Linked DNA regions of Homo sapiens: region 1 is linked to region 2. Evidence: chromatin loops called from intact Hi-C (ENCODE). Cell type or tissue: heart left ventricle. All regions are shown on one strand. Each heading gives the region's core, and the rest is flanking DNA. Links, peaks and the distances in the headings are about the cores only.

Region 1 (6,102 bases), core at 1,619-4,118, 170 kb before region 2:
GCTTTTCACTGGTGCAAGCTGAACTTGCATGCCGAAGAGTCCATGTCCCTCCCGCCCAGCAGAAACCCACACCTGTGACTGATGGGAGTGGTGGACAAATACCCACAACTTCCTCTCTCTACTCTTGGCTGAGGACAATTCTGAAGTGAGCCCTACACTGTCTCCCAGGTAGGATCAACTGTTAGTTGCTACAATGGGAACCTGCTGAAAAAAGTACCCTTTATTGACTTCTTTTTGTTCCCCACTATCCTGCTGGTTTTTTCTGTCCCAAATATACTTGCACTTGAATCCTTGTCTAAGGGTCTGAGAATCCAACCTAAGATAAAAGATGTTTCAGTAGCTGGAACAAAACATGTAAATGGAATGGGTTGGGTGTATTTGAAAGGCATGAATGCTCCAAGGGGGCTAGTGGCTTGGAAGTTTAGAAGGAGATGAGACTAGAATGATAGGAGTCATGATGTGAAGTATCTGAATCCTGAACAAAATAATCTAACTTTTTTGTAGACAATGGGAAACCATGGGGCTGATGAGGGTGGTGAAAACTTTCTCCAAGGTCTGCAAGCATCCGCTTCTCTGGCTCAGGCTCATGGGGCTATTTGCTTCTCTTTCAGCCCCTCCATTCTGAATCACTTACTTGTTAGGGATTCTGCAGGATGCACCTATGGTCCACCAAGTTGGTGTCTGCTTTTGAGGAGAACACTGAATTTCTTCTGGAGCTTCTTGAGCTTCTTTGTGGAAAGAGCTAGGGTTTTTGGAAAAGGCCAGACTTTTGGAACAGTATAGGCTATTTTGGCATTAATTGGATTCTTCCTCATAGGCAGAAGAAGGTGAGTGGCTGGAACTAGTCATTCTAGTTCTTACAATCTCAGGAGGAATGTTTGATGCAAAGGAGTCAGACAGCTGTAAGAAGAGCTCAGCTCACTGAGTTTGGCATTCCTGGGGGCAAATAGGAAAAGACTTCCAGCCAGTGTTAGGGAGTCAGATGGCAGTTGCTGGTGACATTAGAGCTGTTCACCAGGGCTTCGCAGGAGGGAAAGCTGTCCATCAAACAACACCCTATCTACTGAGGGCCTCCTGGGCTTTGGAGAATGCCCCTCAGCCCTGGTGATTATCTGAGACAGTGGGGGGTGTCCAGGAAGTTTGCAATAAGGAGGCGCAAGAGGCTGTTCTTGTTCATCCAAAAGAAGTGGAAAGGAGACAGGGAAGTATGTCTGCTTTGTGGGGAAGGCCCTGGTGCTGGCTAACAGTAAGCAATGTGGTCTTGTAATGCTAGTGGGCAAAAAGCAAAGGGATGTCAGCAATCCAGCCTGTGTTTGTTGAATGCATTTGAGTCAGGTCCTAGGCTGGGCATTGAGCGAGGGAGTCAGGAGAAGGAGCAAGATAAGCCCAAGGAATTCATGGTCAGGGGTCATCAAGAAGGTATACGCACATCTAACTGTAATTCCAGATGCAGTCTGACCTGAGCCATGAAGAAGTGCAGAGTCCCCAAGAGGCCAGAGAGCTCACGTCTGGTTAGAGTCGGGGTGTTTGATGGGAAGATGAAAGGAGGAGCTGGCATCTGAGGTGAGCCTTGTGGGATGTGCAGGGTTTGGATATATGGAGAAGGGCGTCGGGAGATGGGGAGTTTTATTCCCAGGGACATTATTGGGAGGGACTGAAGAATCACTCTGGGTCCAGCTCCTGGGAAGGGGTTCTTGGCTCACTGCCTGCCCTAAGGCCACCTTTCCCCTGTGTAAGTTCCCCCTCTAGTCTTTTAGTCCTGGCACTTGGGTCCAGGAGCAGGAGTCCTGGCTCATCTTAGCATTTAGGGAGGCCACATCCCCTCTCTGGGGCACTGTTCCACCACTTAGAACACAAGGAAGTTGGGCTGGTCAAAGAGTATCTGTGTTAGGGAAGGGCTGTCTAGTTACATCCTCCACCTACCCTCGGTGAGAGGCACCGCTGGGCTTAGCCTGGTTTCTGACAGGAGCAGGGATGTCCCATCCCTCAAGGGTGTTCAGGTGTGTGTGGTAGGAAATTCACTGGAATGGCATTCTCTCACATTTTAGAATTCTTTCAGAGTAACACTTACCCCATACATCTACTTCCCCCTCCCACACTTACCACCCCCAATGAAAACACAAAGCCAGTTTGCCCGCGATACATGATGTGCTGTGCCCAGCCGACTCCGAGGGAATGAGCCTGCTGCCAAGCTCCGTGCAGGCTTGCCTTGCGGGGAGAGCTGCCGGCTCATTAAATGCCTTCATCTGTGAGCCCATGAGTGCACACTCTGCGTGCCAAGGTGCAACGTGAGTCTAATGAAAGAATTATTAATGTGCACACCTCAAATGCAAATAGAATAAGGCCCCCACAAAAACACTCTCAGAAGTTAACCGGAATGCTTATGCACTGCCAGTAGAGGGGTGGCTCACCCTTTTTCTTGCCAGCCCATTCTGAATCTGGGCATTTCTCCTGGGAAGTTCTTCCTCAGATGGAGTGGAGGTCAGTCTTCCCGTGACTCTGACTTCAGGGGCCAGGTTACCTTGTGGCAAGCCCAAAGCCCTGCTCTTTCTCGTCTCCCAAATCCTGCTCTTTCATGCTCTTCTCTGACACTTCCTGTTAGTCACTTCTTGGAGTTCCTGGCTGGGTCGTCTCTGAAGGGCGTTCCTTGGCTCTGTCGCATCGTCTGCTCTGCAGTCTTTGGCTTGCCAGTACTGACCTCCTTAGGTCAATAGGACATTTAGTGTGTGCTGGGCAGTAGGGCAGAGGAGGGATAAAGGATGAGTCACACAAGCCCTATGGGGGCTCACAGTCCAAGGAAGGAGAGAACATCCACCTGCAGATAAGTGCACAATGCTAGGTGCCTGAAAAGAGGCACAGAGGGGGCTCTAGAAATTGCAGGTGGGAATTCAGAGTCCTGTCCAGCTCAGTGGTGTTGGGAGAGAGGGAAGGGGATGGGAATGGGATGTTAGAAAAGATGTCTGGGAGAAGGTGGCTTTGAATTGGATCAAGTAGGATATACAGGATTTGGTCAGGCAAAGATGTGGAATAATCTAGAGAACAGTGAGCGGGAAGATGAAAAAGGCAGGCAGATACATGAGACTGTGAAGAGGTCAGTTTGGCAGATGCAAAGTACACAGGGTGTGGTTGGGGTTAGAGAGAGTTGACGCTGGGGAGACAGGTGGTTCCCATTATGAACAGACTTGAGTGTCATTTTATGGACTTTAGATTTGGGAGATGCCTATTGTCTGTCTCACTAGATCTAGTCTCCACTCCACAGTGGTAGACTGTTTGCAAACCCATCCTTAGTTATTCCCCTCCTGGACCCATGCCCCCTTGTGCTGTAACTTTGACTGCTCTCCCACTCTGATTCTGAGCTCTGACATGTAACTTGCTTGGTCAATGGGATGTCAGCAGTTGTCTCTGCATAAGCAGAGACTTGAAAAATGATTGCGCACTGGTGTTTGTCCTCTCTTGCTGCTCCTGGAATCCTGCTGCCACATGAATGAGCATGCTGAAGGCTAAGAGGCTATGTGGATGGAGAAGCACTGAAGCTCCCCGTCTGGCACTCAGCCGACCATAGATGCCTGAGTGAGTGCTAGCAGAGGTCAGTGGGGCCTGGCCCAGAGCAGAGGAACTGCCCAGCTGAGCTCAGCCCAAATTGCCAAGCTGCAGAATTGTGAGCTAAAAAATGGTTGTTGTTTTAACATTCTAAATGTTGGGGTCGTTTATTATGCAGCAAAAACCAACTGCCATAGGTATAATCCCAGATTCAAAGGATCCAGGTTTAGAGGTCCTGGGATATGGTGGAACATATTTTGCATGTGGGAGGAATGTGAGCAACTGTGGCTGCAGCACAGACTATAGGTTGAAAACTAGCCACTAGCCGCATATTATTCCCCTCCTCTCAAGTGATAGAATCTATTTTTCTTTTTCTTTTTTTTTTCTTTCCTTTTTTTTTTTTTATTTGAGATGGAGTCATGCTCTATTGCCCAGGCTGGAGTGCAGTGGTGTGATCTCAGCTCACTACAACCTCTGCCTCCTGGGTTCAAGTGATTCTCCTGCCTTAGCCTCCTGAATAGCTGGGATCACAGGCATCTGCCACCATGCCCAGCTACTTTTTGTATTTGTAGTAGAGATGGGGTTTCACCATGTTGGCCAGGCTGGTCTTGAACTCCTGACCTCAGGTGATTGCCCCATCTCAGCCTCCCAAAGTGCTGGGATTACAAGCATGAGCCACCATGTCCAGCCAGAATCTGTGTTTCTAACCCTTGATTTGGTGATGACCATGTGACTTATTTCATCCAAGTGGACAGAAGCAAGTGTGATGTAGGCAGAAGTATGAAAAGTGGTTGTACTTTGGGGCTTGCCTGCTTGCTATTCTTGAAACTGTTTGGCTGCTTTGTAAACAAGTCCAGACTAGCACTCTGGAGAGTGAGAGATCCATGTCAAGAGAGGCCCCTATCTTTCTAACCATCTCCAATAAAGCCATTCTAAAGTGACTGGTCCTAGATAACTCGCCAATCAACTGCAGACACATGAGTGAGCCCAGCTGGGATAGCCAAGATCAGCCTACAGCAGACGAGAAGAACTGTCCAGTTGAGCCCAGCTTTAATTGCTGAATTGCTAGACTGAAAAACCAAGGGCTAAATCAATGGTTATTGTCTTAAGGCACTACATTTTGGAGTGGTTTGTAAAAGAACCCATGCTTCCTGCTCTGTAGCCAGGAGGCTGTCCTGTACAGGTTGCATCAGTGGGTTCCCATGCTCTTTGCCTTTGGCCAGCAAGAAGATATTGAGACCGAGGCATTTGTTTCCCTGATTCTTATCCTGCTGGACTGTGGTTTGGCCACAGCCTCTGTCAATGGCTCTGTCCACAGCTCACTTTCAGGGTGCTAGCAATCACTCCTTTCCACGTCTATTCAGGTCCCTGGTGCTGCCAGCTCTGGGGTTCTTCAACATTCCTCAACACTCCCACACCTTTGTCTCTGCTCCGTTACCCCATTTGCATGGCCACCTGTGTCCCGAAAAGACCCTCACTGACTACTTTGTTCTGTGCACAATGAGCAGCTGAAGATTGTCCAGTAAATAGAAACATCCGGTTTAGGAAGAGTGAAACAGAGCTCCTGCTCTAACGGGTCCTGCTGTGGGCACCCCACAAATGCTGCCTTGGCTTGGGCATTTGGAAAGTCATGCTGGAGAATGAGGCTGCCAAGGAGCAACTTTTCCCAGCTGGCTCTCAGGAGCCATCTGGATCTTTGCTTTCTGCAGGGAGTAGTCATCACCCCCTTTCCTGCCAATTCCCCTAAGTTAAAGAATAAAAAATGAGCCCTTCCAGTGCCCCTGGCACCCTTCCTCTCCTTGACAGGATTTTTCTTGAGCACTTTTAGTCAAGCATTAGGCAGCGCATTAAGCAAATCAGGAAGTCAGTTTGGCTCCAGGACATTTGTTCAAAGGACCACAGCCTTGACCCATCTTTTCCACACAATCACCCATGCAGTTAGGACCCTCCAGTGACAGAACTCCCACCAGTGTCTGCCTCTGTGCAAGGCCTCATATGGTTAATAATAGTAATAATTAATGGTGGTGGTGGTGATGATGATGATGATGATAAATGGCAAGGCAAACTGAGAATCTGCCTCTTCCACCACCATGGCTATTACCTTTGACGGAGATGAATTTGGACCTCTGTGTCAAGTTCATACGGGAAGTTTGTAATGGAAGTCAGAGCTGGAATGAGGAAGCGTTAGTAGGGGTGATATATGTTTCTCATCTAGAAGGGTAGCACTTGGAAGGACATGTATCTCCTCAGTGGTGAGAAGTGTTTGATTCTAGCTACTTCAGGGCAGAATCAACCACACACAGCCCAGCTTGGAAGCCCTTTCCACCATTTTTCTCCACTGGCCCAGACACAGGATTAGCTGACCCCTCCCTTTGAGGGAGCCGCAGGTACTCAGAGTTGCTCTTCCTCTCTTGGTGGAGCAGTTAGAGCCACTTGGGGATGGAAGGCACTGACACTGCACATGTGAGGCTGTCCAATGGACAAGACACACTGTGGGACTTGGGAGACTGAGACTTGATTTTTTCCTGAAGAGATAAAGGACAGAATCCAGGTAGGGAAGAA
Region 2 (6,102 bases), core at 1,667-4,166:
AGTCAGCACTGAAAATTTAAGTACCCAAAGGCTGTCTCTCCATATTAGAGCAATTCTCACAGCTAAATCTCAAACCGTAGCTTTGACTTAGCGAAGTTTTCACCTTAGGGAAAATTAATTGCTAAAAAGTTCTTTTCATTGTTTTAAATAAGATCATGTTAACTTCTTTTCCAGCAATCAGCAATTTCCACTGCAATTTTTTAAAAAATCTTCTTTGGCGCTCTGTTCTTATAAACTAAATACTAGGCATCCCTAGCTTCTCATGATCTCACCTGGAGATCATACAAGTCAGGAAATGAAACAAATTACTCTCCTGACGAGAATAACAGGTACCCTCCAGGCCTTCGGGCTGTAACTACACATGCAGACGAGTTTGGGAGGAAGTGTCTAGATGTGCAGACAAGCAGCTAAACCAGATTTCTATCATTTGCTTATATATTTCCCCAAATTTTCTTATTTGCATAGACCTAACCTCAGATTTATACACAGACTCAGAGAATACTATGCATCTTAAAATTCCTAATAATAAGTCCCAATCAATTTCCTCCGCAAAAGAAAATTCAACCCTTGTACTTTCTGTGAAGCCAGGCACCATGCTTAGACGAGAAGAGTAGCCGAGAACATGGATTCAGACAGGCCTGGGTTCAAGGCCTGGCTCTGCCATTAATGAGCTGCTGTGACTTGGGGCAAATTATTTTATTTCTTTGAACCTTGGTCACCTCATCTGTTATGTGAATAATAACCATCTTACAAGTTCCCAACAGCAGCTTGAATTACATGAGATCATACAGCATGAAGCAGTGATCAAAGTTCCTGGAAGGTAATCAGGGTCCCAACCAGTGTCAGCTGTCAGTGCAATTAGAGGAAGACCTGCCGCTGATAACTTATGCCTAGAGAAGTTGCTTGTATCTCTGTTAAATCAGGCCGTGGGGCCAGGTCATCTCCAAGGGCCCCTTCAGAGCTAATGGCTAAGGGGATGTTCGACCCTCTGGCAGGATTAGTTAAGCAGGTGCTCCTAGCTCCCTACTTCTGGTTTCCGTGGTAGGGAATTTCTGTGAAAACACCAAAGGACTGCCCTTTCCATCTGGGCTGGCTGGGGATGTAGTGACCTCTCCATCAATGAAGGCACTGGGCTGGCTGGGGATGTAGTGAGCTCTCCATCAATGAAGGCATGCAAGGAAATGCTTGACAACCACTTGCTGGGAATATAATAGAAAAGATTCAAACATCAACAAGAGTCAAACTACAGATTGTGTGGGGAGCTGCTTCCAACCCAAGTTTCCCATAATTCACATGCTCTAAACTCCCCAAGAGCCAGTGTTTGTCGTTAGAACCAGTCACCTAGAAAAGCTGTGAGTCAGTCACCCTGTGCCTGTTTGTCCTTCCAGGCAAAGGTAACATGGCCAAACCCAAGCCAAATCTGGGTCTTGCAGGCAGGAGGACAGCAAAGGACCAGCTCAGAAGCTTTCCAAAGTGAATCGCTGCCTGTGGCTGGTACACCCTGGAAAGGTCCAGGTCAGATGATTTCCAAAATGAATTACTGGCCTGGCGCGGTGGCTCACATCTGTAATCCCAGTACTTTGGGAGGCCGAGGCAGGTGGATCACCTGAGGTCAGGAGTTCGAGAACAGCCTGACCAACATGGAGAAACCCCGTCTGTACTAAAAATACAAAATTAGAGGCATGTGGTGGCGCTTGCCTGTAATCCCAGCTACTTGGGAGGCTGAGGCAGGAGAATCACTTGAACCCCAGAGGCGAAGGTTGCAGTGAGCCGAGACTGTGCTATTACACTCCAGCCTGGGCAACGAGAGTGAAACTCTGTCTCAAAAAAAAAATAATAAAAATAAAAATGAATTACCGCCTGTGGCTGGTACACCCTGGAATTCTCCACCCAGGAATCCAAAAGAAATTAAAGGCCTGAGATGGGGGCCTTGGGGAAAAGAGCCAGCAGCCCGCACTGGCAGTGAGAAGCTGAGTGAAATAATGAAACAGTGAGATGTCAGGCAAAAACTACCTGGAGCTGGGTGTTTCATTCACAAGAGTGACTCCATCTCCTCAGAATGTTAATGACATGTGGACTTCCTTATGTTATTGCTTAGTTTCTGTTAAGGAATGGAACACAGAGTTCTGGGAGACAAGCAGGAAGACCCATTACCAGAGGTGATGTCATCAGGTAGAACAAGACACGGCCTTGTTGGTCAAAGTGCCAGCACCAAGGCTGGCTGGGGCAATGGCGCCACCATCTAGTTTCGCTTTGTCGACATGGCCTTGGGAAGATATCAGCACCTAGGGGTCTAGCACCCGTTCATGCCCACGCTGCTTCTATGCAGATGTTTTCTGGCTCTCGGTCCTCCAGGGCCTCCAGGCACTTTGCAAAATGCCCTTAATGAAATGAATTCTCACTGCAAGTATTTCCCAAGATCATCTCCTTTCTGTTGAATAGCCAGCAGGCCCAGGATGGCGAGGTGACATGGTCAAGGTTGCACATGCATTTTCTCAGCTGACGGCAGTGGAATTTTGAACACCAGAAACAGCAGAATAAATAACTGTTCCGCCGTTAGAATAGATGGTCCTGGATTTAAATCCCGCTTACTCTCTGTGTGATCTTAGATGACTTACTTAACCTCTCTGTACCTCAGATTCTCTAACTATCAAGTGGGGATGAAACTAGAAACCATTTCACAATATTTTGTGAGTATTAAGATGCGCAGTGCTTAGAGCAGTACCTGGGCATGGCAGACATGGGAATAGTAGCTGCTACCATCATGGTGCCCAGATCACTCAGATGCCTGGCAGTGGCAGGGAAAAGAGTAGCTTTATAAGTGGGAAGGGAAAAGCGCCCTGTCCCTCAAAGGAGGTGTGGCTCAAAGGTCAACCCTGCCTCACCCTCCTGTCGGCCACCCATCGTCCAGACTGGCTGCTCTCCTCTCCCCCGTCAGACCTCAATAGGGTGGTTTGGGGCCCAGCATCTGCCCAGAATGGGGCCATTCCAAAGCAAGCAAGAGGCAAGAGAAGCTGAAGGGGATCTTAGAGCCACTGGCCCCCTGGGAGGAGCAGCAGGGCAAGGCCTTCTGTGATGCTTCCCCTCTTGACAAATGTTCTTGGCTCCTCTGGCTGCTGCCTCTGCCAAGAGCCAGCCTTGTTCTGGGTTGTACATTTTCTCCTGAATAATGACGTAAGCACAGCCTTTCTAGGGATTAATGATGACCGCCGGGAGGGCTGACAGCCCAGAAAACATTGTGCACCATCTCAGCTCTGTTCTTCTCTGGGCAAGAAGATCTCTACCTCCTCTGGGAGAGGAAAAGGGCTTTGAGACTACAGGGACGGCACCTCTGTAACTGTCTTACGCAGGATCCCTGAATGCTGATGGGCTCACTGGGACAGCTGGAGTCCCAGGGCTGAGCTCCCAGTGACTACCCCAAGGTCAATTGGCGTTCAGTGTGGGCAGGGCAACCATGCTGGTACAGGGTGCTGGGTGCAGGGGAGGTAGAGGGGAGACGGAGAATGAGTGTTGGGGACAGGATTCCTGTTCTCAGAGGTAAGGCCAAAGGGGCTGATCAGACAAGTGCACAAGTAGCTATGAGACACCCTAGGGAGTAAGTGCCACTCAAAGAAGGGGGACACATTGCTTCTAACTGCAGAAGTCTCAGAAGGTCGTGTAGAGGAGGTGAAAGGAATGTGGGCTGGGCAGAGCTGGAATCTGCTGGGATGGAGTAGAAAGACTCCAGGTGGCATGAGCAATGTGGCAGGAACATGCTGGGTAGGAACACACGGTCCAGCAGGGCTGGAGTGAAGGAGCCTGAAGGGGGTTTGTGTGCAATGGTGCTCAACTCCTAAAATGCCAAGCTAACCACGGGCTTCTCTAGGAGGGAATAGGGAATAGGGAGACGCTGGAAGGCTTGGGGTGGCCCTGGATTGGGGAGCGCAGGCCATCCGTTGCATCCTGATGAGTTCAAGTATGTGCCCCTTTGTCTCCATGACAGGCCTGGGTTGCTGGGTGCTGGGACATCAGGCCTGCAGGACCCCGCAGGGTACGTACCCCCTCCACGACCCTCCAATGTCCTCGAGGAGCCCTGCCCACCCCCGACCTGAACCAGGCACCACAGGCGTTAGGGACAGTTGTGCCGGTTGGCTCCCCAGAGGGCCGGAACAGGAAGACCCAGCCCCAACTTTCCCCTTTCTCCCACATGCAAGGGAGTTGCAAGAAGCAGTTGTACATGAGGCCCCACTTGACAGAATGGCCTACGCAGGCCTCTTTAGCAGAGAGTGGCCTTGTCAGCTCCCAGGTCCAAATGACTGTTAGCATGCTGGCTCTGATCTGCAGCAGTGCCGGGCCCTCTCAAGCGCCTCCCTGGCGTCTCTGGGACTCTGGCGCTCTGTATCTGGCCCCAGGGTCTGGGGTGAGGCACTTGCCCGTCAGGGGTCAGAGGATCTGCTCAAAGCAGAAGCTGCTCTGATGCTGGGTCAGCAGTTTTCCCTCCACATGGCATGCTCCAGTCACTGTTTGCAAGGGCAGCATCTAGATAGTGCTGGTCACTCTGGTCACTGCTCCTGGCCTCACCTGTAGCCCCCATGGCCAATATTGCTGGCAGCCCACACACAATCCCCACTGCTGGCTCAGAGGGGCTCAGGCTGCTGGCACCACTTGAAAGCTGAATGTGGCTCAGACAGCAGCAGTCACTGAAACTGCCCCGGGCCCTGGGCTCAAACTCGGGGGGTAGGGGAGGGTGTTCTGGGGTCTGCAGCAGCCTGCTTGGGAGTGGGAATTCAGTTCGATCCATTTAATTCAACTTAAAGATTTGTTGAGTGCCTGTAAGAACCAGGCCCTGGGCTGAGATTAGACATATCCACAAGCAGATGTGGCCACAAAAAGGCCACCGTTTATAGTTCAGGGGGAAGACAGGAGCATAGCAGATACAACACAAGGCTTCTGCACACACCGTCTCTTCTGTCTGGATTAACCCGCCCTCATCTTTTCACCTAATTAACTTTCCCTACTCTTCCCCCAGCTTTCAGCTCAGTGTGATTTCCTTGGAAAAGTTTTCCCAGCCTTCCGCGACTCAAGCAAATCCCCAGTTCAGTCCTCAGTTGGCCGCACATCCCACTCCTCGGCAGCATCGTCCCTCTTGCATTTGACAGTTGCCTGTATGATTCTTTCATTAATGTGTGTCTCCCCAGCTAGGCTGATGCAAGCTCCATGAGGACAGGACAAGGGTCCACTTCCCTCGCCACTCTCTGTTGAGTGCCTGGCACAGCGCCTGGCATAGGAAGAACCCCATCAGTACGTGTTGGGAAAACACACGAGAAAAAGCGTATAGGACAAGGTCACTGCTAGAGTTACGCAGATGGAAACTTGAGAGCATTCAAAGAGCTGAGATTGAGGGTGTAGAAAGCTGTCCTGGAGGAGCTGGCAGATGAGGAGAAGCTTGCCTCTGGCAGGTAGAGATGGGATAAGGCAGGAAGAGCAGACCACGGGAACTTGGAGGCCAGGAAGCACAGGCTGCACCTGGTGACTGGCAGGAGTTTGGTATGTCCGGAGCTTAGGGAAATGAATACACTGAGAAATGAGGTGACATGGGGTGACAAGCCTTGGATGGCAGGCTAGGAGCTGTGTTGTTAGGGGGCTGTGCAGGGCCATTGCTGGCTGGAGAGAAGCTGGACCCAGGAGGACCAGTTAGGAAGCCATGGCAGTTGGCCAGGCAGAAGCCAGACGCGAGGGCAGCAGGGCTGATGCTGAGAAGCAGTGGAGAAAGAGGCCATGGGCATTTGGCTAAGGAAACAGCTCTGGCTCATCATTCATCCCTCAGGCAGAAAAGGATGGGAAGCAGGGGGCAAGAGTCTACCCCCAGCTAGCTGTGTCCCTGGTGGAGCCTGAGTGGGGCCAGGGCGCCGCTGCCTTCTGAATTCTTGCCCGGCTGGGCTGCAGTGAATGTCCTGCTCCCTCCCTGGCCTGTGGGAAGATGTGGTGCTGGGAACCCCTGGACAGCAGATGCGTGTGGCCAGGGTGTGCGGGGTGTCCTCCACTCCCCTCCAGGCCTCCTCTCCACCCTTCTCCACCCGCCCCTGGGCTTTGGAAGGCCATTCCTTGGACTGTGTAAGCCTG

The links. Hi-C counts contacts between places; a loop is a spot of excess contacts. Peaks named below come from ENCODE experiments on the same cell type or tissue, not always from the same donor. Only the 100,000 strongest peaks of a DNase experiment are listed, where the experiment ranks them.
Region 1: it touches region 2 in a loop (6-fold over the local background); 5 of 110 quality-filtered maps call a loop at or near these places.

Annotation. Positions count from the first base shown.
Region 1 is chr3:194,770,709-194,776,810 of GRCh38, forward strand. The region is part of intron 3 of LINC01968 (long intergenic non-protein coding RNA 1968); the gene reads left to right. LOC105374292 (a long non-coding RNA gene) reads left to right here. Exons shown (of 6, transcript XR_001741084.2): 3 at 1,448-1,563. Among named protein-coding and RNA genes, the nearest start is that of LINC01972, 5.1 kb to the left of the region's middle. In heart left ventricle, for the core only: no CTCF peak of the experiment used is centred there; a DNase peak (open chromatin) is centred at 2,649.
Region 2 is chr3:194,935,929-194,942,030 of GRCh38, forward strand. No RefSeq gene overlaps it. Among named protein-coding and RNA genes, the nearest start is that of XXYLT1-AS1, 160 kb to the right of the region's middle. In heart left ventricle, for the core only: no CTCF peak of the experiment used is centred there; a DNase peak (open chromatin) is centred at 3,063.